3 separate regions of the Mus musculus genome follow, and regions 2 and 3 are each linked to region 1. The links are chromatin loops, found by intact Hi-C in ENCODE. Cell type or tissue: left cerebral cortex. All regions are shown on one strand. Each heading gives the region's core, and the rest is flanking DNA. Links, peaks and the distances in the headings are about the cores only.

Region 1 (8,151 bases), core at 3,598-6,097:
GTATATGTATGTGTGTATGCATGCATGCATGTGTGTGTATGTATGTGTGTATGCGTGTATATGTATGTGTGTATGCATGTATGTATGCATGTGTGTATGCATGTATGTATATATGTGTGTATGCGTGTATATGTATGTGTGTATGCATGTATGTATGCATGTGTGTATGTATGTATGTATATATGTGTGTATGCGTGTATATGTATGTGTGTATGTATGCATGTATGTGTGCATGCATGCATGCATGTATGTATGTGTATGCATGCATGTATGTGTGTGTATGTATGTGTGTATGTATGTGTGTATGTATGTCTGTGCACCATGTGGCCAGAAGAGGATATGTGCTCCCCTAGAACTGGAGTTATGAATGATCATGAGTCATTCAGTGGGTGCTGGAAACCCAACTTGGGTTTCTCTGCAAGGGTAGTGAGTACTCTTAACTATGCCAGTCCCGAAATAGGCTTCCTATTCACAGTCTACTAAGCCCCTACGTGATCTACCTGCTGTCTGTTTCAGCCACTAATGCTTATCGATTCTTCCCGTGGTCACTGCGTTCCCAGCACCCCTTGCTCCTTTTCCTCTCTGTTAGTGCTGTCTTATGCTGTCTCAGGGCCTTTGCACCCACCTGCTCGGTCTCACCTCCTCTAAGAGAGCCGCTAACTTCTTCTCTTACTCATGAAACTTTTCTTAAACACTGTTTAATTTTATTCGAGCTCTCTGATATCTTCTGGCACTGTACTGGCTGGTTCTGTGTGTCAACTTGACATAGGCTGGAGTTATCACGGAGAAAGGAGCTTCCCTTGAGGAAATGCCTCCATGAGATCCAGCTGTAAGACATTTTCTCAATTAGTGACTAAGGGTGGGAGGAGCCATTATGGGTGGTGCCATCCCTGGGCTGGTAGATTTGGGTTCTATAAGAAAGCAGGTTGAGCAAGCTAGGGGAAGCAAGCCAGTAAGCAGCACCCCTCCATGGCCTCTACATCAGCTCCTGCCTCCAAGTTCCTGCCCTGTGTGAGTTCCTATCCTGACTTCCTTTGGTGATGAATAGCAGCGTGGAAGTGTAAGCTGAATAAACCCTTTCCTCCCAAACTTGCTTCTTGGTCATGATGCTTTGTGCAGGAATAGAAACCCTGACGAAGACAGGCATAGTTACTTATTTGCTAGCGTGTGCCTCCACTCCCTACCCACCCCCTTGAGGTATAAACTTCACAATATCAGAATTGTTGCCTCTTGTTCATTAGGATGCTGGAAGAGGTGAAAGGAATCAACTCCTAGTGAGGTGGTCTGTGGAGGGCAAGGCAGGACTTCACATTGCCATACTGCACGTGGACAGAGCCTGGCTTGTGGATGGCCTTGACACTCTACGGAGGGGAAACTGAGGCCTGGAAGTCATTTGGTGACTGAGGACACATAAATGCCAGACACTGTGCATGGCACCAGGGCCACAAGCATGAACGAAGCAGGACTCTTGCCTTCCTGTGGATAGTGGACTCAGGTCAGCACCTGGGAGCACAAGCCACTGGCCTTGTAGGATGGTTGAATAAACGGTGGGGAGCTGACTGAGGAAGAACACAGCACCCAAGGAGCAGTGTGCTTCCTCGTGGACGGTGGGATGAACATTTTGAAAAGCTTGCCACAGAGGATGGTATGTGAACGAGGCCTTTGAATATGACGAGGACTTTCCCAGGTCTGGAAGGGAAGATAGGAGCTTTACAGGGAGGAGAAAGCGGAGTCCGAGAGACACATTCGGAGTTGTCAGCTATTGTCGAGCGGGCTGGACCATCACGACATATATTCATGTTTGTATAAAAGTGAACTTGGCTAAGGAGCTGGATGAATAGACTTCATTTTCTCAGTGAATGAATTTCTGATCTATCTCCAAGAGTCAGTGAAAGTTTTCTCTGGCTCGTCTAGGCTCTTGCAGGCTCTGTGTGCTTTTTCTTAATTAGCCTCTCCATTGGAAAGAACCGTGATGGACAGACAGCAGTTTGTGGAAGGGGAGACAAGGCAGGGTGAACTCACATACCCGTCTGTGTGCTTGCTCATGGTGCCGAATGTGTGGCTGGCGGCTATTCAGAAAAGCCTGTCACCCAAGGGCATGAATTGGGCATACTATGTTGAGCTAAAACTGGCTTAAGCCTGTTGTCCATTGTCCTTGGAAGCTGGTGTCCTTCTTTGCTGGATTCCCAGCCTGCACAGACCTGGGTCCTTTAGCCACACCAAGCATGGCTCCTGAGAATTTGTTACCTGAAAATGAGAACTGGGTCCATAGGTGTAAGGGTTCTTTTGTGTCTTATGTAGGTTTTGTCCTTTAGCAGTGGGAGAGATCTCTACACTCAGCCAACCAAGGAAGCCGTTGGAAGCTGGGACACCTCCCCGACACATGTACACATGTCACTCCTCACAAAGATAATCCAGTGAGGGAACTGGGGTGCAGAGCTGGAACACCTCTTGCCCTGTGGTGTCTGGACATTTATCTATATTCTGTAGGGTGAGGCCCAGGGCCAGGTCTCCTTTCTCCTTCTTTAACTGAACCAGGCAAGATGCTCTTTGTGGATTAGGTTGCTTTAAGTGACAGCAGGAACCAGACTGGATGAGGCAAGAGCCAGGCTCTCTGAAATTCCCACAGAGGAAAAACCTACTCGTAAAAACAAACCCTAGAAAGGTGGGCTTCTTTTGAGCGACAACTGTGGAGTATGCCACCTTGGATGAAAGTGAGAGCTATCAAACGTGGTCCTGCTCCAGTCCGGGGTCCATGTACCGACTGAAGAATGAGCTTTCTCTCATCTTCCCTCCTTCATAGCATCGTGACTCAGTTTATCTTTTCCACGTACCAGGGCATTCATTTCTTACGTTTTTTTCCCCCATGTCTGAAATATTAGCTCCTTTCAAATAGCAATCCTATCTGCTTACTGTATTTACCCACCAAGAATGGCTTGTAGTTATGCAGTAAATGTTTACTGAGCAGATGAACGAAGGACAGCACCCAGGCTTCTATGCATCCTGTCTGGAGAGGAGGTACAGCATCAGAACTTACCCAGAAGAATCAGATGTTTGAGCCTCAGCTCTGGGACCAAAGTTCCCAAACTGTCAGTTAATAAATAAATAAATAAATAAATAAATAATAAAAAGCCACATCATAAGGTAAAAACTATTTAACTAAAATAAATGTTTGGTATGGGGTTTGCAACATAGCATGCTGGTTAGTTTTGGTTTTTTGGTTTTTTGTTTTGTTTTGTTTTGTTTTGTTTTGTTTTGTTTTCTCCCCATCTTGATGCAAACTGAGGCCATCTGGGAAGAAGGAATCTCAGCTGAGAAAATAACCTCTATCAGACTGGCCCATAGGCAAGCTTGTGGTGTGTTTTCTTGACTAATGATTGATGGAGTGGGGTGTGGGCTCTGCTGATTGTGGGTGGTGCCATCCCTGGGATGGTAGTCCTGGGTTCTGTAAGAAAGCAGGCTGAGCAAGACAGGGGAAGCAAATCAGTAAGCAGCACCCCTCCATCAGCTCCTGCCCCCAGTTTTCTCTTGAGCTCCTGCTCATGATGCTGAAATAAATGGAAATAAAGCCCTGTCCTCCCCAAGTTGCTGTTGGTCATGGTGTTTAGCCCAGCAATAGAAGGCAAACTATAACCGCCAGTGAGAGTAGTTGTGGTTTATCACTGGGTGTGAACACACCGTGTATTACAGGATGGAGAGGAACGTTGTGAAATGTTGCGAGGAGTGTGTGTGGGCTGAGCCATCCCTGATGCACACATAGCAATTGAGATGCATCTCGGGCAGACTTAACAACCCAGAACCATATAGGTCTGCCCATGACCCAAATCAACAAGGAAGGAAGGACGCTGGCGATGACGGTCCTCATTGGCCTGGCACCAGCAGCTCTTGTTCATTTGCCTACAGCTCGGAGCAGGGCTTTTCATCGGAGCGGGGCTGCAGCCCTGCAGCTGTAGGTACACTGGTTAGGGAATGCTGGCGAACGTGACGATCTGTCCTGGTGGAGAACCACGTTTTCTCATTTAGAGTCCGGGTCACGTCCTGGAGGAAGTATCCCAGCCCTTTGCCTGCTGTCGGTTCCGATTTCACGCTTCTTCCCGCTGTGCTATCTAAATTAAATCTCTACTTCACTCGGGAGCCCTCTGGCTTTTAGGTCCTATTTTTGGAATAGTATTCAAGGCGTGAATCTATTGAAAACGAGGCTCCAGGGCTCCTGCCCCTGTCTGGGGTTCTCAGGCTCTCCCTGCTCCCCAGATCTGTGTGGCTTTGAGGATCCTTCCTCTGTCCTGCTGTGGGGAAATTGTTCAGACATTGACACTAGTTGGTGTCTGTAAGGCCGCACCCAGCAGCAGTTTGGTACCTCTCCCACCAGAGGCTTCGAAGCCATTGCCTCAATAACAACATTGTCAAGTCTGGGGCTTTCTTTTGGATGAATAGATTGAGTCTCGACAAAGGGAGGCCTCCAGGGGAGAAGTGAATGGGGAAGTCAGGTTTGTGTGTAACATCGAGCATGCTGGGAAAGGCTAGTGGCTACCAGCCTGACCCTGGCCTCTGACACCATGTGTAGTAATATTTGTTGGAAGAGCTGTGGGGAAGAACTGCCGATACTCCCACAGGCAGTGTGGGCAGAGACCTCCCTACGGTGCCGAGAAGATCTGACAGATGGGGGAGCGAGGCGCGACTCAGTATGCCTGACTTGATTTCCCCTTGGAGATCTCATGCCCAGATGCCTCTGATACTGGTGAGCCTTGCTCACATGGGGCTGGGGCAGGAATAAGCACTGAAACCCAGGTCCATGGGGATACTCTTTCTTTTGGCAACACTGTGGAGAGTTTGGACAAATTGGCATTTGTTATGAGTCCACATTGATGCTACTGTGATTCTCTCTTGGGATTCCCATGCCGGTGTCAGCTGCTGCATCTCTGACTCCCAGTCTTATTCTATTTTCTGCTACAGTAGCAGAGACTAAGCGTTTTATAACCAGAAGATTATTTGGCTCACTCTTAGAGTGCCTAAGAGTAGTTCATAGTGAGGACGCCACATGGTCAGAGCGCGTTAGACAGCGATAGCGCATGCGCTCGCGTTAGATAGGGATAGCGCATGCGCTCAGCCTCGCAGTTAGCATCACTCCTTAGGCGCATGTATTTTTTAAGTTTTCATTGTGTCTTTTCCTTGTTTGGATTTGCATTTCCCTGATGCCTAGTGAATTTGAAGTTTTCATGTTTATTAGCCACTTTTGTTTCATCTTCTGAGAATTCTCTGTGTTGTTAGACCATTCATTGAGTTTATTTAATGTCGGATTGTTTAGTTTTCCTTTGAGTTCTTTGTATATTCTAGATATAATACTCTGTTACGTACGTAGCTATCGAAGATTTTCTCCCACTCCGTAGGCTGTCTCTTTGCTCAGTTAATTGCTTCCTTCACCGTGCAACAGCTTTTCAATTTCATGAAAGCTCACCTGTCAGTTGCTGGCATTATTTCCTGAGGGACTTGAGCCCTAGTCAGACAACCGTTGTCTCTGCCTATAACCTGCAAGTGTTTCTCCTGCTTCTTCCTCTAACAGTTTCAGAGTTCCAAGACTTAGATTCAGGTCTTTGATCCATCTGGAGCTGACATTTGTGTACTAGGAAAGAAAGATGAAATTAGTTTCATTCTTTCCCATGTGAGTAGCCAGTTTTCTGCACCATTTGTGGAAGATTTGTCTTTTATCCACTGGTTTTTTGTTTGTTTTTGTTTTTTTACAACGTTGTGTGCGTGTGTGTTTCAATCTGGGTCTTCTCTTGTATCCCACTGACCCACTGCCATGTGTATCTGCTTTGGGCCAGTGCCATGCTGTTTCTGTTCGTGTGCCTCTGCAGTATGATTTAAAACCAGGCATGCCGGTACCTCCAGTGCTATTCCTTTTGCTCCAAAATAATTTGACTGTCCAGGGTCTTTTGTGCTTCCATATATGAATCTTGAAGATTTTGCTTTTTGTTTTTTTTGTTTTTCAAGAGTTTCTCTGTGTAGCCCTGGCTGTCCTGGAACTCAGTTTGTAAACCAGGCTGGCCTCGAACTCAGAAATCAGCCTGCCTCTGCCTCCCGAGTGCTGGGATTAAAGGCGTGCGCCACCACTGCCCGGCTGTTTTTTTTGTTTTTGTTTTTGTTTTTTTTTTATCTTTTAAGAATGGCATTAGAATTTTTATGGGTTTATAATGAATTTGTAGGACAGCCATTATCTCAACATTAATTCTTATAATCTGTAGATATGGGAGGACTTTTCATCTTCTAGTGTCTTCTTTTTTTTTTTTTTTTTTTTGGTATGTGTGTTTAAAGTTTTCATTGTAGAGGTCTTTTACCTTCTTGATTAGTTTATCAGGTATACTTATTTAAAACATTTTTACACAATATTTTTGATCAAATTCTTTCTCTTCCCTCACTTCTTTCTCCTGTTTCCTTTCCATCGCCTTACCCACCTACCTTCATTCTCTCTCTCTCCCTCTTTCAAAAACAAACAAACAAACAAACCAAAAACACCCTAACAAATAAGCCAAACAGGAATAACAAAATGAAAACTAAAATTGAAAATCAAAAAAGCTAAAAAAAAAAAAGAAAAGAAAAAGAAAGCCAATGAGATTTTAAAAAATCAAATCAAAACAACAACAACAAAAAAACCACACACACAAATACACTAATATGTAATTCATTTAGTGTTGGTCAACTACTCCTACTAGATACGGCACCTCCTCTGTATACCCACTCATGCTCCATTGGAGAAAACTGATTTTTCCTTCACAGTAGGCATCATTACCAAGAGCTTCTTGGTTCTAGGTGGGGCTTTGTGTCCACTTCTTGTGGTCAGTGTTAGAGGTTTGTCTGGTTTGAACCTGTGCAAGCCTTGTGGGTGCTACCACAGTCTCTGTGAATTCCCATCCTCCTGTGTCAGGAGGACACTGTTCCCTTGGACCATCCATCTCCTCTCCCTCTTACGATCTTCCAGCCTCCTCTTCTGCCGAGTTCCCTGAACCCCAAGGGGAGGAATTTGATGCAGACGTCTCATTTAGGACTGAGTGTTCCAAGGACTCTGACTCTCTCCAGATTGCCCAGTTGTGAGTCTCTGGGTTGATTACCATCGACTGTAAGAAGCTCCTGTGACGGTTGATGGCAGTTCTGATCTATGGATATAGCAATATGTTAAAACATTTAAGAACCCTTATTAAAAGTGGGTTTTAAAAAAATCTAAACCTACAGTATGGTAGCTCCATTTAAATACTTTCATATATGTATATTTTAGGATGTTTCTGCAACAGTAGGTTCTCATGTGGCTTTGCACTGTCCCTGTCTGTCTTCCCTCCTTTGCCCTGCCCCTCCCCATCCCTCTCTGTATTTAATTCTCCTTTCCCTTTTCCCCTTCATCTCCTTACAACACTACTCTACTGCCCCTCTTTGGAAGATCTCACCTGTGGTCCCTTCCTAGCTACTTAACCTCCATGGTTTATTTGGATCAAAACACGCACATCCAAAGCTTAAAGAGCAACATCTGCATGTTATAATAGGAAACATTTGTCCTTTGGGGTCTGGTCCCCTCGCTCAGGATGATTGTGACCAGCTACATCCATTTACCTATAGATTTCATTTTCTTAACAGCTAAATAGTACCCTATTGTGTAACTGCATCCCATTTTGATTGCCCGTTCACCAATCAGTTCATGGACTTCTAGGTTGTTCCCAGTTCCTGGCTCTTACAAATAGAGCAGCAATGAACATGGCCGAGCAAGTGTCTCTACGGTAGGATGAAGCATCCTTTGGGTAGATGCCCAAGAGCTGGATGGCTGGATCTTGAGGTAGATCTATTCTCATCTTTCTGAGGAATAGCCACAGTGATTTTTCATAGTGGGCTTGTTGTAAAGTACTCTTTTTTTGTGTTAAGGTATGTGTCTTATACCCCTAATCTTTCTAGGACTTTTATCATGAAGGGGTATTAGATTTTGTCAAAGGCCTTTCTGCAAATAATGAGAGGATGACATGGTTTTTATCTTTCAGTCTGTCTATGTGGTGGATTAAATTTATTAACTTGTACACGTTGAACTATTCCTGAATTTTTGAGATGAAGCCAACTTCACCATGTTGGATGATCTTTTTGATGTGTTCTTGGATTCAGTTTGCAAATATTTTA
Region 2 (8,151 bases), core at 2,567-5,066, 53 kb after region 1:
TTGGAGAATGGATCTCTTTGAAGATAATCAAATAATCCCTGATTGTTTGGTAACTAGGTGGCATCACAGGCTACCTGCCTTGTCTCGGGCCATTTTCATAAACCCAAATGCAGTGAACTCTATTTAACTGTCCCCCTTAATATGTAGCATTACTCTGCACCGCTACACTTTGCCATCTAGAGTCAGGAGAAGCGTGAGCTGAGACTTCCTGGGTACTCCTGCTCCGTCCCAGAGTTTGTATTCCCTTGGCCTGATGTTTCACTGCTGACTATGACACAAAGATGTTGTCTCCAGCTTCTGCCGGGCTTGGCGGCTCACACTGTGCTCAGTGTTAGGCTCTGGAGGATCTCCTAGCAGCATAGTACGAAAGGTCACGTACGGATGGGACAATTAACACGTCTCCTCCCCATGAATGAAGTTTGGTGTAGAAAAGGGCAAAAACGGTGCCAGAAATAAATGGCTGGCTTATAAACATATTTATTAAATGCATCATGCTGGAGCAGCAGATGTGAGGAAGACAACGGCTGAAAGCCAGCGGCGGGTTGCTAAGTAAATTAACTGTCTTGTTGCTGTTAATGAGGGGCTGCACTGGCTGGGAGTGGCTGCAGAATTGTACATTTCTCCCGTTTGTTTTTCAATGGACCGTGATTGACTCTGGGTATTGTTTGGATAAATTTTCTCTGTGATTTTGATAGAGTTGGTCATTTTCCCCTAAAAGAAAACCCCGATAAGCCTGAGTATTTTTTTTTCTGACTCCATGATTTCCTAACGTCTTCATCAATGGTGTCAATATAATTTATGATCAACCCTAGTCCTCTACTCTCTTTGAATCTTGCAAAAATTACCACCAAGTAGAATTATGTCTGACTTAGAATAAACGGAGAGAAGAGTCTAGAAAACAGTAATGGCTGTTAGTTTAGCAATCCCGTATCATATTGTTAGGGCAGAAACGGGCACTCTCGCAGTAAAGTCACTGATTTGATTAGGAAGACTGATCATTACGCACTGTAGCAATACCCACAGCCCTGGCATCCTTCCCGCTTCGTCTTTAGGAAGATATTTTCTGGCTCGGTTGAGAAGAAGAAGTCATTAGAAGCTCCAGTAAACAATTCTGTGTGGGGTGTCCACTCGAGCAAGCAGCTGTCCTTTGAAAACTGCCTTTCTTGTTTGGAGGCTCCCAATTGCGCAGTCAGGAGGTTGTGTAAAATCAATTAAGCCGGGGATCACAGAATAATCAGCTCTGAGAACTGCTGGCCCAGCTGTGATTATTTGCCAACGGTGGCAGCTTCCTCCTTTATGCCTTTGTCACTCCTGCCCACGCTTTAGCCTTCACCTCCTGGCAGGGGAGGTCCCTCCCCATCCCCTAAGCTTCTTTCCTTCAGCCCCTGGCTGGTTCAACCCCCGTCGTCTCTCCCCGGTTGTCTCGCGTGAGTCTTCCCCTACCTCTGGCTCTCAAGAGCCTGGAGGAGGACTCCCTACTGCGGCGGAAGGCTGGCGCTTCCAGCCCTTCCACACCAGCAGGTAGGAAGCGAGGAGGGGCGGGACTACAAAGTGCTGCCGTTGCTATGGCAACCCGCACTGCTCTTCAGAAAATCTGACCAGAGGAAAGGATCCTCTGGTCTTTTGATGTATCTACCCTTCCTAATCCGACCTGTCCTCAGCACAGGTTAGAGGATCATCGCTCCTAATTTTCCACCCCACCCCTAAGGAAATCTCTTCCGCTGAGGCCTGAACAACAGAAATGCCTCCCTCCCCCAAACAAAGCTTCCGTTAATAAGAAAGACATGCATCTCAAACACTATTTTTTCTCCTATATGCGTATACATATGTGTGAGATGTGAGCATGTTTGTGTTCCCGTGGGAGTGTAAATGTGTACATGGGGGTACATGTGCATGCGCACACACATGGCTAGAGCTCTAATCAGGATGTCTTTCTCAATTACTCTTCACCTTAGTTTTTGAGACAGTCTCTCTCACTGAACCAGAGTTAACTAATTGGCTAGGTTGGCTGCCCAGTGAGCTCCATGCCCACTCCCATTACTGGGCAAGACACCACATGTGATGGGGATATGAATTTAGGCCCTAACGTCGACACAGTGGGTACTTTTGAGCCATCTCCCTCCCCATAGGATTCTTACACAAAAAAATGCTGTACTAGGATATTCAATATTACAATTTTGTACACCATTTGGCTGGGCAAGGTCATGGTTCTTTTTGAGGTACAAGATTTATTTCAATATTCATCAAGTACTAAGCCCTGGGTTGAACACCACAGTCTGGTGGTGCGCTATCTAGCGCAATCACAGGCAGATGCCCACAACGGGGGAGTTGAGACTTGCTAAAAGGTCATGTGGTGCTTCTAGGTGCAGGAGCCTGGGGGTGGGGGACGGGGTTAGGGAAAAGGTCTTATGTGAACATACGGTGCTTTTGAAGGACTCCGAGCCCACCTGACCTAGAGGCATACCTTACTATTTTATAGTTAGTATTCAAAATAATGGGTTTCGTTAGGATGTTTTGCTCATATTTGACTCCTAATTGCCCTCGCTTATCCCCCCCCCTCTCTTCTGGTAATCTTAAAGAGCTACCCAACAATTCTTCTAGACTTATTTCCTCAGTTGTAAAACGGGATTATATAGTAATATATGGACCGAATGGTGCCCATGCCACTCGAGTTCATACTTTGAAGCTAAGTCACAACACCACAGCCCGGTGGTGAGCTAGGATGTAAGTACTCTTAGAGGTGGGAGTTTTAAAATATGCGTACGTATTTGGTTACTTATGCATACACATGCATGTGTATGCACTATCTGGCACTTTCAGAAGTCAGACAAGGACATTGAATGTCTTGGAACCAGAGTTACAGACCGTGCTGAGCCACCGGGTGGGTGCTGAGAACCAAACCCCAGTCCTCTGAAAGAACTGCAAATGCTCTTACCCTCTGAGCCATCTCTGCAGCCACTTGGAGAAGGGATCTTCTAAAGCGGGGAGAGGAAGTTGAATGGAGTCATGAGGGTGTGCCAACATGACTGTTATGGGAAGAAGAATCTGAACACAGACACCTATGGTGGGAAGAGAGTGTGAAGACACGGGGTAGACAGCCACCTACGAGCTAGGAGAGATGTCTGAACAACTCTTTCCACACGGCCCTCACCGCTCTGGATGCTGCAGTCTCTAGTGCTATGAGGATGCAAACTGCCATTCAAGCCATCCAGTGTGTTTACTTAATACAGACCGCCTACAGAGGCACCTTGAGGACCGAATAATGGAGTACACATAACAGGCTAGAGAACATGATAAGCTTGTTACATGGCAGCCATTATTAGTTATAGAAATCAAGTAGGCTCTGTTTTAAAGGAGCACACATTCCAAACTCACTTGTGTTACTAGCTTCTGATTCTGATCCTCCTCCTCCTCTTCCTCCTCCTTCTTTTATTTATTTATTCATTTATTTTTTTATTTTTTCAAGACAGGGTTTTTCTGTCTAACAGCCCTGGCTGTTCTGGAACTTGCTCTGTGGACCATACCACCCTCAACCTCACAGAGATCCACCTGCCTCCTGCCTCTCTGCCTCTCTGCCTCTCTGCCTCTCTGCCTCTCTGCCTCCTCTGCCTCCCCAGCCCTGGGATTAAAAGCCCAGTGCAGTATTAGATTCTTGAAGTCATGACAATCAACAGATTCCTCTGGTGTGTGAGAGCCCTTGTCTATAACTTCTACTCGGATGCTGAAATCTTTCAAACATGTTTCATTGGTCCTGATATTGTTGAAAATTGTGCATCTAAATTTCTTCCAAGGAATCTAACAGGCCCAAGGGTTTCTCTTGAACTGGGTGTTAGAAGCCGAATGTGTACTACTTATCAATAGGTGTTTCATCTTGCTGTTCTAATGTGAGGGCTCCCTAAGGACTTACCTGTTCACACTCACATTCCCCACTACTGGAAAAGCCTAGCAAATCAGCCTTGTTCACTCCCATGAGCATGTTCCTGAACACAGAGTCTTACATAACTGTTCCATGCTGTGAGGACTCAAATTTGTCTCTGGAACTTTAATTATAATTTAAGAATATGCAAATTACTATCATTGTTTCCCTTTAGTTATGGGACAGCTGCTTCAAAACAATTAATGAACAAATCATGTAAATGTAATTAGTTAGGAGAAATACCATTCTCCAAACCGAAAACAGAAGGAACAGAATTCTATTTACAATTTTCCAGATTTTGTTTGTGTATTGAGTTTATGGGACCTGGCTCCAAACAGTACATTATCATTTATCATGTCCTATTCTGACATCTCTCTACTTACTTTCCTAAGAGCAAAACTTATTTAATGTCTTTTCCCCCCTTGAGGAAAAAGACATAAACTGCAGAGAAAAATGATCTTTATGCCTTCCTATCTAAGAAGACACCACTGTTGGAAATGCAAGGAGAGCAGAGAGGAAGATGGGAAAATAATGGATCATTCATTGGCCCCACTTTGATGGGACTCCTTCCATAAGGATGGGGAACCTATTACCATACCCGTGCATCTAGGGTGTATGGAGCAATTAGCTTTGCTGTTAGGATGTGAAAGAACAAAGAGTGATTTCTAAGCAAGCCTGAAGAGGGCAGTGTCTTCTGTCCTCACTTTCCTGCATCGGTTCTTCAAGGTCTCCTGGTAAAGATGCATGGTCTAGAAACCTTGCAGATAACAGACGACGTGAGAAGAATGAGACTCAGGGGGAGAGCACCAGCCGTCAGACACATGAGTGAGGCTGTCTCCCACTGCTCAGCCACTATTCAGCTCCGTAAAGACTAAAAGCAGAACAAATCTGCTAAATACAGCCCAAACTGTTGATCCATGGAGTCAGAAGTTAGTGTTCATGTGCCTGAGGTCGACCTTGGATGTCTGCAATAACTCTCCACCTTATGCTTGAGGTAGAGTCTCTTCCTGGACCGTAATCTCACTGATTCAGAGAAACTAATGGGGCAGCAAGCCACAGGGATGTTTCTGCCTCCTTCTTCCCCACAGGGATGTTTCTGCCTCCTTCTTCCCTGCTCTGGGATCATAAGGACACATGCTGCTGTGTCCCAGGAGCATGCCGGGGATTGAACTCATATCCTCTCACTTGAATGGCAAACACTTTACTGACCTGGCTACAGCCCCACCCTCAGCTTCTAAGTTTTATTATTTAAGCAAAGTAAATAGGAAGAGTCTTTCAACATTCTGTTGTAATAAAAACAAACCAAGAAAGGGAGTCTCCCTTCTGATAGAGGACATCTGTGATGGTCTGTATATGCTCCGCCCAGAAGTGGCACTATTAGAAGGTGTGTCCCTGTTGGAGTAGGTGTGGCCTTGTTGGAGTAGGTGTGTCACTATGGGTGTGGGCTTTAAGACCCTCATCCTAGCTGCCTGGAAGCAAATATTCTGCTAGCAGCCTTCAGATGAAGATGTAGAACTCTCAACTCCTCCTGCACCATGCCTGCCTGGATGCTGCCATGTTCCCACCTTGATGATAATGGACTGAACCTCTGAACCTGTAAGCCAGGGCCAATTAAATGTTGTCCTTATAAGAGTTGCCTTGGCCATGGTGTCCAGTCATAGCGGTAAAACCCTAACTAAGACAGCAGCTAAGAAAACCACAGTGACTAGCACCTTGAATGGTGATAGACCAGGAGCTCTTTCTGGGATGTCATGAACAAGACAGGGTCTTGAAGACTCTAGTCAGGATAACTAGAGAAATATATATATGGCATCCATATAAGAGAGGAAGAAATAAGGCATTCTGTTTGCATGTGACATGAAGTTGTGTAAAGAAACTCCTAAGGCATCATCCTAGTACTTGAATAATAACTAATAACTGAGTGTCTTGGTTTGTTTTATATTGCTACAAGAGAGTGCATGAGACCAGGTAATTTATACAATTAGAAATGTCTCCTCATGATGAGGCTCTTTCCCACCTTATCATAATGTAGTGGAGAGTCTCACATAGCCCGAGAGCGTGCTCACAGAGATGCACTCCTCTCTTCTGTGTGTAGAAACACTGGCTCTCCTGTTACAACTGGGTTGCATCTTTACTTTTCTTCTCTCCAGAGCTCTCATCAGGGATTCTGACCCTGCCACGTGGTACCAAGCTGCTCTATGACCTCTTCAGTTCCTGGGTGTTTACTACAACTGAAACTGTTCTTCTTTTACCAAAAGGCCTCTGTAGGTCTCTCACTATGTCAAGCCTCAGCTGCACTTCATAAGTCCTTCATAACTTCAAAACCATCACCACTTGGGAGACTCTGATACGCTACGGAGTTTGGTGGCAGCAGGAGGCACAACCTTGGGTGGCCCTGTGATACAGCCGTGTGTGTGTGTGTGTGTGTGTGTGTGTGTGTGTGTGTATGTGTGTGTGTATGTGTGTGTGTGTGTGTGTGTGTGTGTGTATGTGTGTGTGTGTGTGTGTGTGTGTGTGTGTGTGTGTGTGTGTGTGTGTGTGTGTGCTGGCTCTCAGAAGCACTTCCCCGGAGAGTTTGTCTCAATTGTGTCAGTTTCTTTCAAATCATAGCTGATTCTTCAGCCCCAGCTGACCAGTATCAATTGTCCCAGCAAAGCAAAGGTTTCACTTGGTGGATTTGATCTCTGGTTAATCACAGCTGCTTCTTTAGTCCCAGTGGGTCAGAACCACATATTCTTAATTCAAAACATTTAACGGCCTTGATGGAGTCTCTAAGGAACTCTCAAACATCCCTCTGAAACTTGACAAGCTGGGCCTTCATTGTCTGCATTGCTGCCTCGAGCCCAACATTCTGATCTTTTGTGCACCCAGAAACCAACCCACTGAGCTCTGTGTACTCAATGATGTCCCCAACCCAAAAATCATTTTCCATAATCCCCCAAGACCACATGGTCAGATCTGTCACAGCAACACTCCTCGCGTGCATTAGTCGGGGTTCTCTAAAGGGACAGAACTGATAGATTGAATAGATTGAACACATGTATATTAATAGAAGAATTATTAGAGTGGCTTACAGGCTACAGCCTGTGTAGTCCAATAATGACTGTCTACTGACAGACAGACAAGACACCGATAATCATTAACGCTATGAAACTGAATGTTTCAGCCATCCAAACCCGGTACTGGAGACCTGGAAGAACCCTAGCAAGCTGCTGGTCTTCAGTCCATGTTAGAATCCCAAAGTTCTAGTACTAGTGAAAGAATGCCTGGAAACAGGATAGATGGCCTTGCCACTGAAAATTCCAATGGGGGCCATTCTGTCTGCTGGAGATATATATATATTCCTTTCAAAATGTGTCAGCTCAGGTCACTCCTTCACTCAATATATAGATTATTTGGCAGGAAGAAGAGAAGCAGGCATATAAACCAGGAGGCAGTATACCAGTTAGCTTACAACATCTGGGAGGAAAAAATCTCAGCTGGAGAATTGACTTCATCGGATTGGCCTGTGGGCATGTCTTTGGGGGCATTTTCATAATAATAACTGATATAGAACTACACAGCCTACTGTGGGTGGTACCATCCTTAGGCAGGAGAGTCTGGGCTACAGTAAGAAAAATGGCTGGCCATGAGCCTGGGAGCAAGCCAGTAAGTAGCACTCTTCATAGTTTCTTCAAGTTCCTGTCCTGCTGGAGTCCCTGCCCTGACTTCCCTCAATGATGAACACTGTTCAGGACATATAAGCCCAAACCCCACTTTCATCTTTAAGTTACTCCCAGATTATGTCCTCTTCTAATCAGGAGTGCCAGTAAAGATGCCATGGTATTCTGTTTTTGCATGCCTCTGCACATTTAACTATTTCTATTGAGTGTCATTTTTATTTTTATGTTTTTATCTTTTATTCTCAACATTTAAATGTAGATCTTTTAATAAAAATAGATATTATAAGAAGGTGACTGGATATAAGACTAATATGTAAAATAAACTTATTTTCAATTTTCACATCTACTGTATACATCTCCATATTTCTGCATAACAAATAGATGTTGTTTCTTGAAACAGGGATTCATGTAGCTTAGGCTGTCCACTCCAGTAGTGGAGGTTAGCCGTGAACTCCAGATCCTCTCAACTGCTGGGGTTACAGGTATGATTTATCATCTCTGTCTGTTGCTTTTTAAATAAATAACTTTTTAGAAAAGCAAGCCTGTCCCCCAATAATTATAAGTGTCCACTCC
Region 3 (8,151 bases), core at 2,567-5,066, 330 kb after region 1:
GAGATGTCCACCACCACATCACACTCTACTTCCTCACGTTTTCCTTTTAGCTGGTCGGAAATCCAGCCACTTTAAAAAGATTTATCTTGATTATTTTAAAGTGTGTGTGTGTGTGTGTGTGTGTGGTTATTGCATATGAGAGCATAAGTGCCTACGGAGGCTGGACACTGAACTCTGGAAGTGCTCCAAGCCACTGAGCTGTTGTCACTCCCCCCCAACACACACACACACACACACACACACACACACACACACACACACAGGGTTTCTCTGTGTTGTCCTGGCTGTCCTGGAACTCACTCTGTAGACCAGGTTGGCCTTGAACTCAGAAATCCGCCTGCCTCTGCCTCCCAAGCGCTGGGATTAAAGGCGTGTGCCACCACGCCTGGCTTCTCAAGTCACTTTGTAAAAGAAGAATCTCAATTAGTTAATATTGAAAGAAACACAGAAGAGGATCTACACCAATACTGGGAGGATCAAGAAGGTCATGAAAAGGTCAGCTCTGGAACTTTGGGAAGGTCATGAAACACTCACCCCTCCGGAAGGGAGAGGCAAATTAGCACTTCTCAGATCTCAAGGCGGACGGACCTGACCCGTGGGTGGGACACATTCCGCAGGGCTGACAAGGAAGTCCTTGTCACCTCATTCCCTAAAGACCAATCAGTTTGAAGGGTGCACTGTTCCGCCAATCATCTTGCTAGTTGCTGATGTTCTATTCTGCCCCTGGAAACCATATAAAACCTCACCGAACTGGTGCTGGGGGTCGCAGCCTCTCCTTCGGGTCTGGGACAACCCCAGTGCACTGGAACAATAAATTCCTCTTGCTTTTTGCATTGATCCATGTGGTTCACTCAGGGGGTCCCCGGTAAGCTAAGGCTCACCAGAGTCTTACAGTATGTTTCTAAATTCCAGAATAGGATTTTTCATATTAGAAGGAACAGACATGAGTTCCCCAGCACAGTGGGTGAGTACTGTTCACAAAGAGCCGTACACATTTTAGAGAAAAGCCAAGAGAGGCCACCAAGGCGCCCAACAGAAACAAAGGCTGAGGAAATTGATGCAGAGCATGCTGATTTTTTTCTTGTTTATATTTTGCAGAGTTTATGGTTAGACTTCCAGAGCCTAATATACACCAGGGAAGTTCTCTACCAATAACCCACATGCCCAGGACTAATCATTCTAATTTATATGTGTTGAAATAGCACAGGGAGCCCCACAAATACGACAAAAATATTTTAGAAATTCCTGTGATGTGACTTTTTAAAAAATCATGATAATAGTTGAGGTAATAATGTAATGAAATTGATGATAAGGTTTGGCTCCTTTGGAAAAAACCCTTGAATAAATTTAATTCACGAATAGGAAAACGCTGTGCAAATTGATACTGATTTCCTAACTTGAATAAACATGAGAGCTCAAGAGAGAACTTGTTTTTATTACCTGGATATAATGACATTGGGTACTCTGTGTCTAGGATAAGATGATATAAAATGTTTTTTTTCTGTCTATATTCCTAATATAAAACTCATACCATATCTTTACTACAAATATTTTACTCAGCCAGAAATTCAGTTTTCTACCACACAATTCAATTTCCATATACTAAAAGCCAAAAGGATACAATGAGAGAAATTTGAGGATGGATTTCAGAGAGCTTTTAAGGATAGATTGGACATTAAAATTGCATGTGTGTGTGTGTCTCTGTGTGTGTGTGTGTGTGTGTGTGTATGTGTGTGTGTGTCAAAAATCTATGTCTGTGTGTGTCCTTTTTCTTCCCCAAGGTCTTATGTAGCCCAGGGTGGCTTTGAATTTACCATACAAACAAAGAAGACCTTAAAGTCATTCTCCTGCCTCCAATTCTGATTGTGTTAGATTACAGGTATATACCATGCTTGGCTTCTACACGGGTGTTTTAAAATCATTATAATGGTTTAGCAAGATGGTTCAATGGATAAAACACTTGCCAAGCATGATGAGAGTAAGAGACAAGCTGCCTAGAACCTACATAAAAGCCTGTCGTATGTGGTTGCCCACTTGTAATCCCAGTGTGTAACCCCAGAAGCAGAGACAGGGGACCCCCTGGGACAAGCTGGGTAGCGGGACCATCTGAACTGGCAAGCTCTTAGTTCAGAGGAGAGATCAGGCCTCAGTAGATAAAGTGGACAGAGATCAAGGGAGACACTGGGTGTCAACTTCTGGTACCCACACATACGTGTCGGGTGCTATACACACTTGTACTCATGCCTTCACACCACCCAAACATACATGTATACATGTGTGCTATACACATGGGAACATACATACTACTCATGCTTGCATAGCACACAAACATACATACATTTTTTATTCACAAAAATAGAACTTAAACAACAAGAAACCCAAGTGCCATAGTATATTCTTCTCTCTCTCACACATGTATGTATGTATGTATGTATGCACATATGTATGTATGTGTTACAAGCAACAATGGCTGTCATTTGGGAGGCTCACCAAGCATCAGCTTCTGACAAATCATAACTTATTTATGTTGATTACATATGAGGTTGATAGTCTGATAGCCATTACACAGATAAAGCTAATGGTCAAGGAACCTGCCCAACCTTTAGATTCAGCCTGTAAACTCAATCAACTAAACTTTCTTTCATTACTTTGTGTGCCTGTGTGCCACATGTGTCCAGTGCCCAGAGAGGGCAGAAGAGGGCACTGGATTCCTGGAGAGCTGAGTTACAGTGACTGTGAGGCCCTTACCATGGATACTGGAAACAGAACTTGGGTCTTCAACAAGAGCAGCTTAACCAGTGGGCTATGTTTCCAGCCCCAGAAAATTATTTTCTTTATAAAACACATAGCTTTACATCTTTTGTTATAGCAAGAAAAAAAAATGGACTGACATCGTGGTCCAGAAGCTACTGTGGGAAGAGAACCATCTGTGGTTGCCAGTGGAGTGGAGGGTGTGGTCAGCGAGGAACAGGGTTTCTAGCTGACAAGGCAATGAGGATGTAGCTCAACCCAGCGGGAAAGCTAAACAGAGACACAAAGTAAGAGCAACTGTGTCTGATGGGATAGAATAACATCTCTGCTATGCATAGGCTAGGTCTGTCTGATGGGAAACAGAGATCGACATACTGCATTAAGTAGCAAAAGCCATCAATATCTGACTTTATTATTATCATTTTAGTTTATCAAAGTGACTTTTTTAAAGGCTAAGAAAAACAAAAGGATATCGCAAAAAGAGAGCAGCGATGAGTACTGATACCATATAAAACATAATTTAATTTAAAAACAGTGGTGCAGTCAGTGATGAGCATGATACAACAGAAAGGACACTCTAAGAGTGTGGTGGTGCACAGCTGTAATCAGGAGGCTGAAGCAGGAGAAAGCGCGCACTTAAGACTAAACCTAAAGTGGGCTGGAGAGATGACTCAGAGGTTAAGAGCAGTGGCTGCTCTTCCAGAGGTCCTGAGTTCAATTCCCAGCAACCACATTACAGAGGGTGGCTCACAACCATCTGTAATGGGATCTGATGCCCTCTTCTGGTGTGTCTGAAGACAGCACCAATGAACTCCTATACATAAAATAAATAGTTCTTTAAAAAACCAAAAAACAAAAAGACTAACCTGAGGTCCACAGCCAGCTACATACCTTGTCTCAAAATGCCTAAGACAAGATGTAAAACATACACTGGCTGCCACCTTGGGTGTATTAGAAACCACAGAAGCTAAACGCATAAAGCACTCTGAAACAGAGAGAACATCAGTTAGTGTATTTTATTTGGAACTATGGAGATTCAGTGAAAGCCAAGTTAGCACTCTGGGTAACATTAGACAGCAGTGAGGCCGAAGCAGTGTGGTTTGGGAAACTCCACCCATGAGACAGTGCCTTGGCTTGGGCCTGTGTGAAACTGAAGACCTGTGAGAAAAGGCAGATGCAGGAAGGACTGTCCTAGGGAGCACTACCTAAGACCCTGGTGTAAGTCACCCTACGCTGTGACAGAAGGAACAATCTACCTCAAGATGGAGGGCAGAGTAGGCAGTGGTGGGGCAGGGGGAGGTGTAGGTGGTGGTGGGGCAGGGGGAGGTGTAGCTGGTGGTGGGGCAGGGGGAGGTGTAGCTGGTGGTGGGGCAGGGGGAGGTATAGGTGGTGGTGGGGCAGGGGGAGGTGTAGGTGGTGGTGGGGCAGGGGGAGGTGTAGGTGGTGGTGGGGCAGGGGGAGGTGTAGGTGGTGGTGGGGCAGGGGGAGGTGTAGGTGGTGGTGGGGCAGGGGGAGGTGTAGGTGGTGGTGGGGCAGGGGGAGGTGTAGGTAGTGGTGGTGAGGTAGGGGCAGTGTAAACCATGGTAGGGTGGATGAGAACAGACCCTGTCTCCTGGCCCCTCTTGCCCACTGTCCCTGGCCTTAAGTCCCCTTTGCAGGATCACAGTCCAGGACATCTCACTCTGCATTCAACGGAGCAGGAAAATAATCATTTAACTGTTTCTGCCAGCCTCAGGACCAATTCCTCATGAAGGCTCCTGTGGCAGCACAATAGTATTAATAACTGTGTGGGCTCTTCTTTTCTTCATCTGTCTTTTGCTCTGAGGGCCTCAGCCAACAACTTAGAACTGTAGGAGGAAAAGATACTTTCTTCTCCTGTTTTAAACCGTAAGTTCTTAGAAAGTACCAAGTAGAAAATATTCATATTTTTGTGCAATCGGGAAACATTACGAAATTCAGTCATATTTCCCATTACAAAAAAAAAAAAAAAAAGAATGATTTCTTTTAAAGTCAGATTTTGTAGACCATGCTTGCTGATAGAAATGGGAAGGCTGACAGGATTTCTAGATGTGTTAAGAATAAGTGGGGGGTTGGAGAGATGGCTCAATGGTTAAAAAGCGCCTCCTGTTGTTACAGAGCCCCCCCTCACCACCACCCTCCGGAGCCCCCCCCCCCCCCCCGCCCCGGGGTCAGTTCCCAGCATGCACTGGGTGACTCCAGTTCCAGGTGATCTGATGCCCTCTCCTGACATTTGTGGGCACCGGGCATGCACGTGGTGCACTTAGATGCAGTAGGCAAAACACTCAGATGTATAAGATACAAGGAAAAGCAAAACAGGAGCAAAAGTTTGGCCAAACTGTAATCAACGCTTGCTTCCTAATTTTCTCTAAAATAGAGCAAAACCAAGGTGGTGTTCCTGGTGCTAGCTACCCCGTAACAACGCTCAAAAGAATTTTTTTTTTTAAGTAGAAAAAGAAAAAAAAAAAAGTTGCCGGGCGTGGTGGCGCACGCCTTTAATCCCAGCACTCAGGAGGCAGAGGCAGGCGGATTTCTGAGTTCAAGGCTAGCCTGGTCTACAGAATGAGTTCCAGGACAGCCAGGGCTATACAGAGAAACCCTGTCTCAAAAACCAAAAAAAAAAAAAAAAAAAAAAAAAAAAGTTATAGGATGCAAAATTTACGATCGGAAAAGCAAAGCGGTGAAGATAGTAGTGGAAACCGTGAGGTAAGGCCAGCAGGGTGAACCAACAGGAGCGCGGATGAGCGAGAGACAAGGAAGCGCTCGCTGGAAGCGGCTGCACCGAGTTAGTTAGGGGTAGCATCTCGCCGAGAGAAGGCTCAGTGGTTAAGATCTGCTTGCTCTTGCTTTAGACCCAAATTTGGTTCCTAGCACACACGGTGGCTCACTGGGCCCTCTGGTGGCCACTGTGGGTACTACACATGCACATGGCGCATAGACACACACAAAGGCATAACAACATCATACATAAAATAAACACATCTTTTTAAAAACCGTTTTTGTCTGTCTGTTTGTTTGTTTTTAAAGTGGAGACTTCAGTGCGTCTGGTCTAAAGCTAAATTATCTTGGGTTAACTCAGCCTCTGAATAACCAATTTCTGTCCCCTGCGTGTGTGACCCAACATCTTTGTGATGACAAAGCCTGAAAGTATCGTTAAGAAGTATATGAGGCCAATGACAGAGGTTTCCTGTTTCCATCTTCCGTTTGAAAAGCGCCTGAGTTATGACTTTCTTTGCTTTGCTCACTACAAACTCTGTGAAACAGTTTGGACATTGGAACCCAGTATTCAGGTACACTACAGCCGATTTTATGGGCCACGATCCCTCATCATTGGTTCCAGAATAAACCATTTCCCCACTTCTTCGCAGCGACTGTTGGGTTTTCGTGTTGATAACGCAGAAGTGGACAATGACTTCCTTTTATTCCGTGAATCAGTCAAACCATCACTCCCTTCGCTAAGGGGCTTTTTTACTGTGAGCACAACTGACCAGTTAGCCACCCATTGCTTGGCTCATTAATTTTGCAGCAGTACTGAGTTAGATGGTGTTAGGCAAGGCTATCCTCCTAGCCAAACTGCTGCCATCTTCAGGAGCCCGGGCGTAACAGGCGTAATTACTCACCCCAGTCCATGAGCTGTCAGGAATCATGCTATAAAAGCATGGTCCAGCTGTAGAGATGGCTCAGAGGTTAAGAGCACTGACTGCTCTTCAGAAGGTCCTGAGTTCAAATCCCAGCAACCACATGGTGGCTCACAACCACCCATAAGGAGATCTGACGGCCTCTTCTGGTGAGTCTGAAGACAGCTACAGTGAACTTACATATAATGATATATATATCTTTTGAGAGAAAAAAAAAAGCATGGTCAATGAGAGGGAGGGCTAGTCCTGACGTAACCCACGGAAGTCACAGCCCAGCATTGATCTTTTGTTTGTTTGTTTTCCTTTTTCTTGTTAAAGATTTATCTATTTATTTTATGTCTATGAGTGCACTGTAGCTGTACAGATGGTTGTGAGCCACCATGTGGTTGCTGAGAATTGAACTCAGAACCTCTGCTCTCTCCAGCCCCGCTCGTCTGGCCCAAATATTTATTTATTTCAGCTCCCTGTTTGTTTTTGAGACAGGGTTTCTCTGTGTAGCAGCAATGGCTATCCTGGAACTCTATCTGTAGCCTCAGTTGGCCTTGAACTCTAAAGAGCTCTGCCTGCCTCTGCCTCCTGAGTGCTGGGACTAAAGCCACAGCATTGATCTTAACAGGTGCATTTATTGCTCCATGATTCTGCTGAGTTGATAAACTTATAATTCCATTTGGTAAAATACAGTCAAATCAATACGACATGCTGGCCTTTTACACTGATTAGAGGCCCAGTTTGAAAACTATCCTGTAAGAGCCCCTGAAGAGTTCTTCCATGTGGCGTCCTCCTCCCGTGCCCCTTCCCTTGTGTACTAGCTGGCGTTGTGTGTCAACTCGACACAAGCTGGAGTTATCAGAAAGGAAGGAGCCTCAGGTGAGGAAGTGCCTCCACAAGATCCAGTTGTAAGTGGATCAATTAGTGACTAGTGGGGGAGGGTCCTGCCCATTGTGGGTGGTGCCATGCCTGGGCTGGTGGTCCTGGGTTGTATGAGAAAGCAAGCCGAGCAAGCCAGGGGAAGCAAGCCAGTAAGCAGCATCCTTCTATGGCCTCTGCATCAGCTCCTGTGTCCAGGTTCCTACCCTGTATGAGTTCCTGTCCTGACTTTCTTTGGTGATGAACAGCAGTGTGGAAGTGTAAGCTGAATAAACCCTTTCCTTCCCAACTTTCTTCTTGGTCATGATTTTTTGGGCAGAAATAGAAACCCTGACTAAGGCACCTTGGTTTCTTTATCTTTTTCTGTACTGGGGACTGAAGAGGGGGCCTCATGCATGCCAGATAAACATTCACTTTACTACTGAGCTATCCCACTGCCACACTAAAGACACTGGTAAGTCACAGCACACGCACACGTGCGCATAACTGGCTCTGGGTGACTCTGTGTGAACTATCTGGAGAAATGCTTTTTAGATGAAGGAGCAAAGTTTTGTGAATGTGTAACTAACTTTTATCTAACTTTATGTGTTGATAAAGCCACCAAGAATGTAGTCATAGAAGCCTACGCATTCCAACCCTTGAAGATGGAAATATAAGATGTGGCTGACTGTTCATCTCTATGATTTTTTTTTTTTCAGTTTAGAAAATGTATCGAAGCGGTTGATGATGTCTGATCTCTCTCTGGAGCTGCCGAAAGGCTGTGTGTCAAGTCAGTTACAGAACATCTCCCCAATGCGCGCACACTCCCTGGAAATATGGGTGTGAAAATGTGAAAAAACCTCCACGAAGCTGACAAAGATGAAAAGCAATTTTGGTA

Evidence for each region. Hi-C counts contacts between places; a loop is a spot of excess contacts. Peaks named below come from ENCODE experiments on the same cell type or tissue, not always from the same donor. Only the 100,000 strongest peaks of a DNase experiment are listed, where the experiment ranks them.
Region 2: it touches region 1 in a loop (2.1-fold over the local background); 4 of 42 quality-filtered maps call a loop at or near these places.
Region 3: it touches region 1 in a loop (4-fold over the local background); 4 of 42 quality-filtered maps call a loop at or near these places.

What each region holds. Positions count from the first base shown.
Region 1 is chr15:97,654,468-97,662,618 of GRCm38, reverse strand. No RefSeq gene overlaps it. Among named protein-coding and RNA genes, the nearest start is that of Gm41394, 38 kb to the right of the region's middle. In left cerebral cortex, for the core only: no CTCF peak of the experiment used is centred there; a DNase peak (open chromatin) is centred at 4,984.
Region 2 is chr15:97,600,146-97,608,296 of GRCm38, reverse strand. No RefSeq gene overlaps it. Among named protein-coding and RNA genes, the nearest start is that of Gm41394, 16 kb to the left of the region's middle. In left cerebral cortex, for the core only: a CTCF peak has its summit at 4,592 (motif pointing right); DNase peaks (open chromatin) are centred at 3,069, 3,892 and 4,592.
Region 3 is chr15:97,325,202-97,333,352 of GRCm38, reverse strand. The region is part of intron 3 of Pced1b (PC-esterase domain containing 1B); the gene reads right to left. Among named protein-coding and RNA genes, the nearest start is that of Gm33325, 28 kb to the left of the region's middle. In left cerebral cortex, for the core only: a CTCF peak has its summit at 3,535 (motif pointing left); no DNase peak of the experiment used is centred there.